Linked DNA regions of Homo sapiens: region 2 is linked to region 1. A link is an interaction called in ENCODE POLR2A ChIA-PET data of the cell type or tissue named here. Cell type or tissue: GM12878. All regions are shown on one strand. Each heading gives the region's core, and the rest is flanking DNA. Links, peaks and the distances in the headings are about the cores only. Region 1 overlaps DYM (dymeclin). Region 2 overlaps DYM (dymeclin).

Region 1 (2,914 bases), core at 219-2,718:
CTATGACTCCTTTAGTTAATAAATAATTACCAAGTGGTTTTTTTCTGGCTGAGCCACTGTATCAGACACAGTGGGGGATGTATAAGTGAATGAGATCTTCCTGTTCTCTTGGAGCTTATAATGTGGGCTCTGAAGATGCTTCTGCTCTAAAGTGTTGATTGTTGAACGAGGCAGTGGCAGTGGTGCTGTTTCAGATTGTGGCTGTGTGTTGGGGGATCCAGGCCTGGGGGACATAGTCACAGAATGGCAGGTGCTGGCTGGCTCACCACAGTGGGGAGCTTTCCAGATAATTCTGACAAATCAGACTGCTTCAAAAGGATATGCTCTTTTATATTTGGAAAGAAAGAAATGTCTTTTAGTCTGGGTGCTATGGCTCACACCTGTAATCTCAGCACTTTGGGAGGCCAAGGTGGGTGGATCACCTGAGGTCAGGAGTTCAAGACCAGTCTGGCCAACATGGTGAAACGTCGTCTCTACTAAAAATTCAAAAATTAGCCAGGCGTGGTGGCAAGTGCTTGTAATCCCAGCTACTTGGGAGGCTGAGGCAGGAGGATTGCTTGAGCCTGGGAGGCAGAGGTTGCAGTGAGCCAAGATCACTCACTGCACTCCAGCCTGGGTGATAAAGGAAGACTCCGTCTCAAAAAAAAAAAAAAAAAAAAAAAAAGAAAAATAAAAATAAATGTCTTTTAAAAAATATTTTAACAGAAATTTAAACTTGAGCGGCAGACCTTGCCTTGAGGGCTGGAGACTGGGAAGTGTTTCCTAAGGAGCCAGGGGAAATAATTCTGTCTCCTGGTAATGAAGGTCTGAGTGGTGTCTGACAGTGCCTAACTGCCTGCTCTGTACCAGGCTGGAATACTGTGATGAACAAGGAGCCCACAATCTAGTGGGGGCCATAGACAAGCAACTGGGCAATCTTACTGCTGCGTGCTCAGTTTTATGATTGAGAGCTGTTGGGTGTTGGGGTGGAGAATGGACTTCTTACCTTGTCTTAGGTGAGACCTGATCAAAGAAGGCTTCCTGGAAGGAGTGATGTCCAAACCAACCTCACTAATATACGTTGGAATTAATCCCCTTTTCAGGCTAATACTGTTGTAAAAATAAACCAGAGCCCTGTTTTGGTTTTTGTTTATACCCAAAACAAAAATGGAGAGACTGAACTTGGTATTCCAGCCGTCTAGAATACTTTTCCAGCTTTGTAGTTTGCCATTCCCCTGTGTTGATTAACCACCCCTTCCCAGGGCATGCCAGGCTCTCTGTGACTGCGATGCCTCTGCATGCACTATTCTCTTTGTTCTGCCTGCCTGATGTCTCTTGGCCCTTCAGGAAGAATAGTTACTTCCTCCAGGATAGCCTCTTTGATTCCTTCTATGGTACGTTGAGTGCACATCCTGTGAGCTCACACACAGGGCTGGTTTCATAATTCATACTTCCCCTGTACTGAACTGTCTGTCTGCTTTTTCATTCCTCCATGTAGCCTGGAGGCAGAGGCAGCATCTTTCACGAAGCCTAGCATGTCCTAGGCACCCAAGCACTATTTGCTGATGAACAAATTTAGCAGCTTCGAAGATTACAGCCATATGTGTATAATTGAAACTCTTGGTTCCAGTCAGCTTTAAAAGAGAGTGCCATTGACTGAAGAAAGTGAAATAGATTTTATGCATGTGGTCTAGTTATTAATTTCATAAAGCTTTTTACAATCCTTTGCATTTTATACCTCTTTTACTTTTTGTCTGAGTAACCAATAAACCGAGTAATTCATAGTTCCCATTTCTTGCCAACTACTAATGTGTATCATTAAATCTGACCACAGTGATTTATTAATTAGAAGTCTTCTGGTTGTCAACAAAAATCAGTTTTACTTACTATATGCCAGAAAAAGGGGAAGATGTGATGAAGACACTGGAGTGTCTCATAGAATCCAAGATCAGGAACACACTCAGGCTTCTGGAAGAACTGGTCCCAGGAATTGGAAAGCCATCAGCAATCCTGAGGGTCCTTTCTGTTTATGTCTTTCTTTCTGCAAAGCTTTTACTCATCTTTCTTACTAACTGGCTTTCTCTGCCACTCTGTCGGTAGAGGGTGGCCTCCCACAGCCCTAAACTATGCAGCCAAGTTCTAGCCAAATGGAAAGCCTGTCTTTCCATCTCAATTCTAAATTCTCTAAGACTTGGGCTAGGCTTGGGTTAGATGTCTATCCCTGGACTAGTCAGCTGTGGCCAGGAGCGGAGACATGCTGCACATATCTGTCTGCCTCTGCTCACCTCCGAAAAGTAGGTGGGAAGATAGAAAAAGGGGTAGGGAGGCAGCAGACAGAGAGACAGACAGCAGAGAGACATTGTAAGGCTGGCAGACACCTTATAAATATCTAATATGGTGAGTCTCCATAAACTACTACCCTTAAACTATATCATAGGATCACTTCTAGGTTATTTTGTTAAAAAAAGTCAGTCCTAGGTGAAACTTAAAAAATTTAACTTTAAAAAGACGATATCTTTTAAAATATGCATATAATTTGAGACTCTTAAGGTAACGGGATATTCACTATAGTTAGTAAGTCTTAGCTTTGTGTGTATATATGATTTTTATGCATGACACTCTTTAATTGCTGGGAGGTTCTAGCAGCTCTGTCCAGCAGAAATACAAGATAAGCCACATTTGTAATTTAAGGTTTTCTAGTAGCCACATTGAAAAAGTAAAATGAAAAAGGTGAATTTAATTTTAATGTATTTTATTTAACCCCAGTTTCCCAGATATAATCGTTATATGAATATAAAATTAATGAAATGTTTTACATTCTTTTAAAAACCTTTGAAATATGGTGTGTATTTTATGCTTTAGCAAATCTCAGTTTGGACCATTTCAGGTGGTCAGCAATTACACATGGCTAGAACTAAGAGCAATCAGTTTTCTT
Region 2 (2,914 bases), core at 193-2,692, 58 kb before region 1:
TTAAAAAAGTGTGGTAATCCATTTGATACAAAGAGGATAAACAGTGCAAACGCTTTTATGTTTGACTCTGAAAAATGTGGCATAATTATCTCCTGATTTTTCCATTAGATCCTGCCATCCTGATTGTTCCTTTTTTTTTTATTAATATGGCTCATTTTTCTACAGAAAGTTTGAAGAATTGTCACTTTGGTAGGCTTTTTAATGAATGGAGGGCAGGAGAGAAATAGAAGTGAAATATGTTACAACATGTACAAATGGCTCTTTCTTATATTGCTCCAAATATTTGGGCAATTTGGTTATGCTTTTCTAGATAATTTCACATATTATTAGAAGTTGTTTAATGTTATGTATCAGTTTTCTATGATTGCTGTAACATGTTACCACAAATTTAGTGGCTTAAAACAATGCATTTATTATTTTACAGTTCTGTAGGTTAGAAGTCAAAGTGGGTCTCACTGGCTGTCAACAAGGCTGTGTTCTTCTCTGGAGGTTTCTAGGGGGCATCTATGCCTCTTCCAGCTTCTAGAGGCTGCCACTTTCCTTGGCTTGTGGCGTACCTCCTCTGTCTTCAAAGCCACCAGTGTTGCATCTCTCTGATCATACTTCCATCCTCAAGTCTCTGACCACAAGTGGGAAAGGTTCTCTGCTTTTAAGGACCCATGTAATTAAATCAGGCCCACTTAGCTAATTCAGGATAAATCCCCCCTCGAGGTTCTTAATTTAATCACGCCTGCAAAGTCTCTTTTCCCAGCAACATAATCAGAGCTTCCATGGATTAGTATGTGGACATCTTTGGAGGCTATTATTCTACCTACCACAGTGTATTTTGGAATATTTTGCCGAGACTTAAGAAAGTAGGTGATTTCTTTTGCTGCTGTACATGCAACGAGAGGGCCGTCTTTTACTTAGGATTGTAGATAATGGGAATGGTTAGATCTAGAGAAGACTGTTCATTTTTCCTTTTAGTGAAATATGGGAAATACCTGTGACACTTGTAGTATAGGCTTTGGTAAAATGAGACCTTTAAAAATGATTTAAGTATAAAAGCAATACAGCTCCATGTAAAGTTTTTCTATATTTCGTTTTGGTCTCTTTTTCATATTCATGTCTTAAAACATAGTATATATGTGTAATCAGAGGGCTAACCTGATACTTGACACAGGACACGCTGGGGGCAATGATGGTTCCCATGCCCAGGATGAGAAGGCAGGGACTCTCTGTCCAAGTGGGAGATAAAGGCACCCCCATTTCAGCAGCAAAAGAAGACTCCTAATGAAAGTGAGAGAATATCTTCAGGCAGAATGAACTACTGTGAGATTTGGACTTGAAGCAGCCTCTTCTCAGGTTCTTCTGTGACTCAGCTGGGAATGGTAGAGTGCTGTGAGCCTAGAAGAGCAGAGTGATAAGATGCCCATTGCTGCTTTTCCTTTCTTCGGACAGAGAGAGGACTAATCTTAAAGATTGAAAGGATTTCTGGGAGTCCTCCAGTTTGGTATCCTGTTTCCTAGTGGGTTTCACTTTCCTACTTAGCTGTCAAAGTCCTTACTGTCTCTAGGTGTGAAGGTTCTGGCTTTCTGGTGGTGGTGCACCATTTATCAGGAAATGTGATGGGACTTATTAAATATCTGCTCTTGCCTTTAAGCATTTTTTTTTCTAGTAAGGTTTTTAGCAGAGCTTTATGCTTTGAACTTTGCTTGTAAACAGTTTGTAAGTTATCCTCACATTACTTAATTCTAGACAAAATGAACTAGTGGGGCTGGGAACAACTTTACATATAGGTCTTATTTAGTAAAAGTTTTTGTTTTTTTCATTTCTTAAGGAAGTTTGGTTAGTGATTTTGGTATCTTCTCTGATTTTTATCACATTCTTTAAAAATGCAGGCAATGAAAGTGGCTGAAACTTTCCAATAAGGACATTGGAATAATTATTTTTAAAAAGCTTATCTTTTCTTTTATTGCTCAGTCTTTTGGGCATTTAAAACCTTTTGTCCATCATATGATCGATGACAAATTTCTTTGTTAGGTTGAGTCAGTCACTGAATCTTGACAATTATTCCTTCAAAATATGTCATGCAACCCTCCACCCAGAATACTTTGAAAACCCTACCTGTATCAGTTAGGCTTAGGTTTGGCTATGAATAACAGAGACCTGAAAAATAATAGCTTAAACATATGACTAGTTTGTTTCTTTTGTAAAAGAAGTCCAGAGGTGGACGATTAAAGGCTGGTTTGGCAGCTCTGCTGTCATCAGGAACCCAGCCTCCTTGTAGTTTCTTACACTGTTAACCCTAAAGTATGGCCCTTGATTTCTGGGTCCAAGATGGCTGCTGGAGTTCTAGCTAAAATTTCCATGTTCCTAACAGCAGGATGGAGGAAGGGATAAAGAAGTGACTGTCCACTCTTAGAGACTTAAATATATCTTAGTTGAACAGGAATATGCCTGGTCAAAAAAATGGAGTTCTGTTACTAAAAGGAAGAGAGGACTGGAGATTGGGTAGGGAATTAGCATTTTTTGCTTTTTTTTTTTTGAGACAGTCTGACTCTGTTGCTCAGGCTGGAGTGCAGTGGTGGGATCTCGGCTCACTGCAACCTCTGCCTCCCAGGTTCAAGTGATTCTCCTGCCTCAGCCTCCTGAATAGCTGGGATTACAGGCATGCGCCACCATGCCCGGCTAATTTTTGTACTGTTTTTAGTAGAGTTTTCACCATTTTGCCCAGGCTGTCTCGAACTCCTGACCTCAGGTGATCCACCCACCTCGGCCTCCCAAAGTGCTGGGATTACAGACAGGAGCCACTGCGCCTGGCCTCTGCTCCTTTATAATTAATTTCTCTGAACCCAGACTAACCTACATACTTTTTGAAACTCTAGGTTTGAGTCCTAGTTCTATCATTTATTTGCTTTGGCATGTTACTCAA

The links. Peaks named below come from ENCODE experiments on the same cell type or tissue, not always from the same donor. Only the 100,000 strongest peaks of a DNase experiment are listed, where the experiment ranks them.
Region 2: POLR2A ChIA-PET joins it to region 1 with 6 read pairs; 2 of 35 experiments call an interaction of 5 or more read pairs at or near these places.

The regions. Positions count from the first base shown.
Region 1 is chr18:49,397,685-49,400,598 of GRCh38, reverse strand. All of the region lies in intron 2 of DYM (dymeclin), which reads left to right. Among named protein-coding and RNA genes, the nearest start is that of DYM, 62 kb to the left of the region's middle. In GM12878, for the core only: no CTCF peak of the experiment used is centred there; a DNase peak (open chromatin) is centred at 1,421; H3K4me3 peaks cover 555 bases; H3K27ac peaks cover 1,897 bases.
Region 2 is chr18:49,455,560-49,458,473 of GRCh38, reverse strand. All of the region lies in intron 1 of DYM (dymeclin), which reads left to right. Among named protein-coding and RNA genes, the nearest start is that of DYM, 3.6 kb to the left of the region's middle. In GM12878, for the core only: no CTCF peak of the experiment used is centred there; no DNase peak of the experiment used is centred there; H3K4me3 peaks cover 1,245 bases.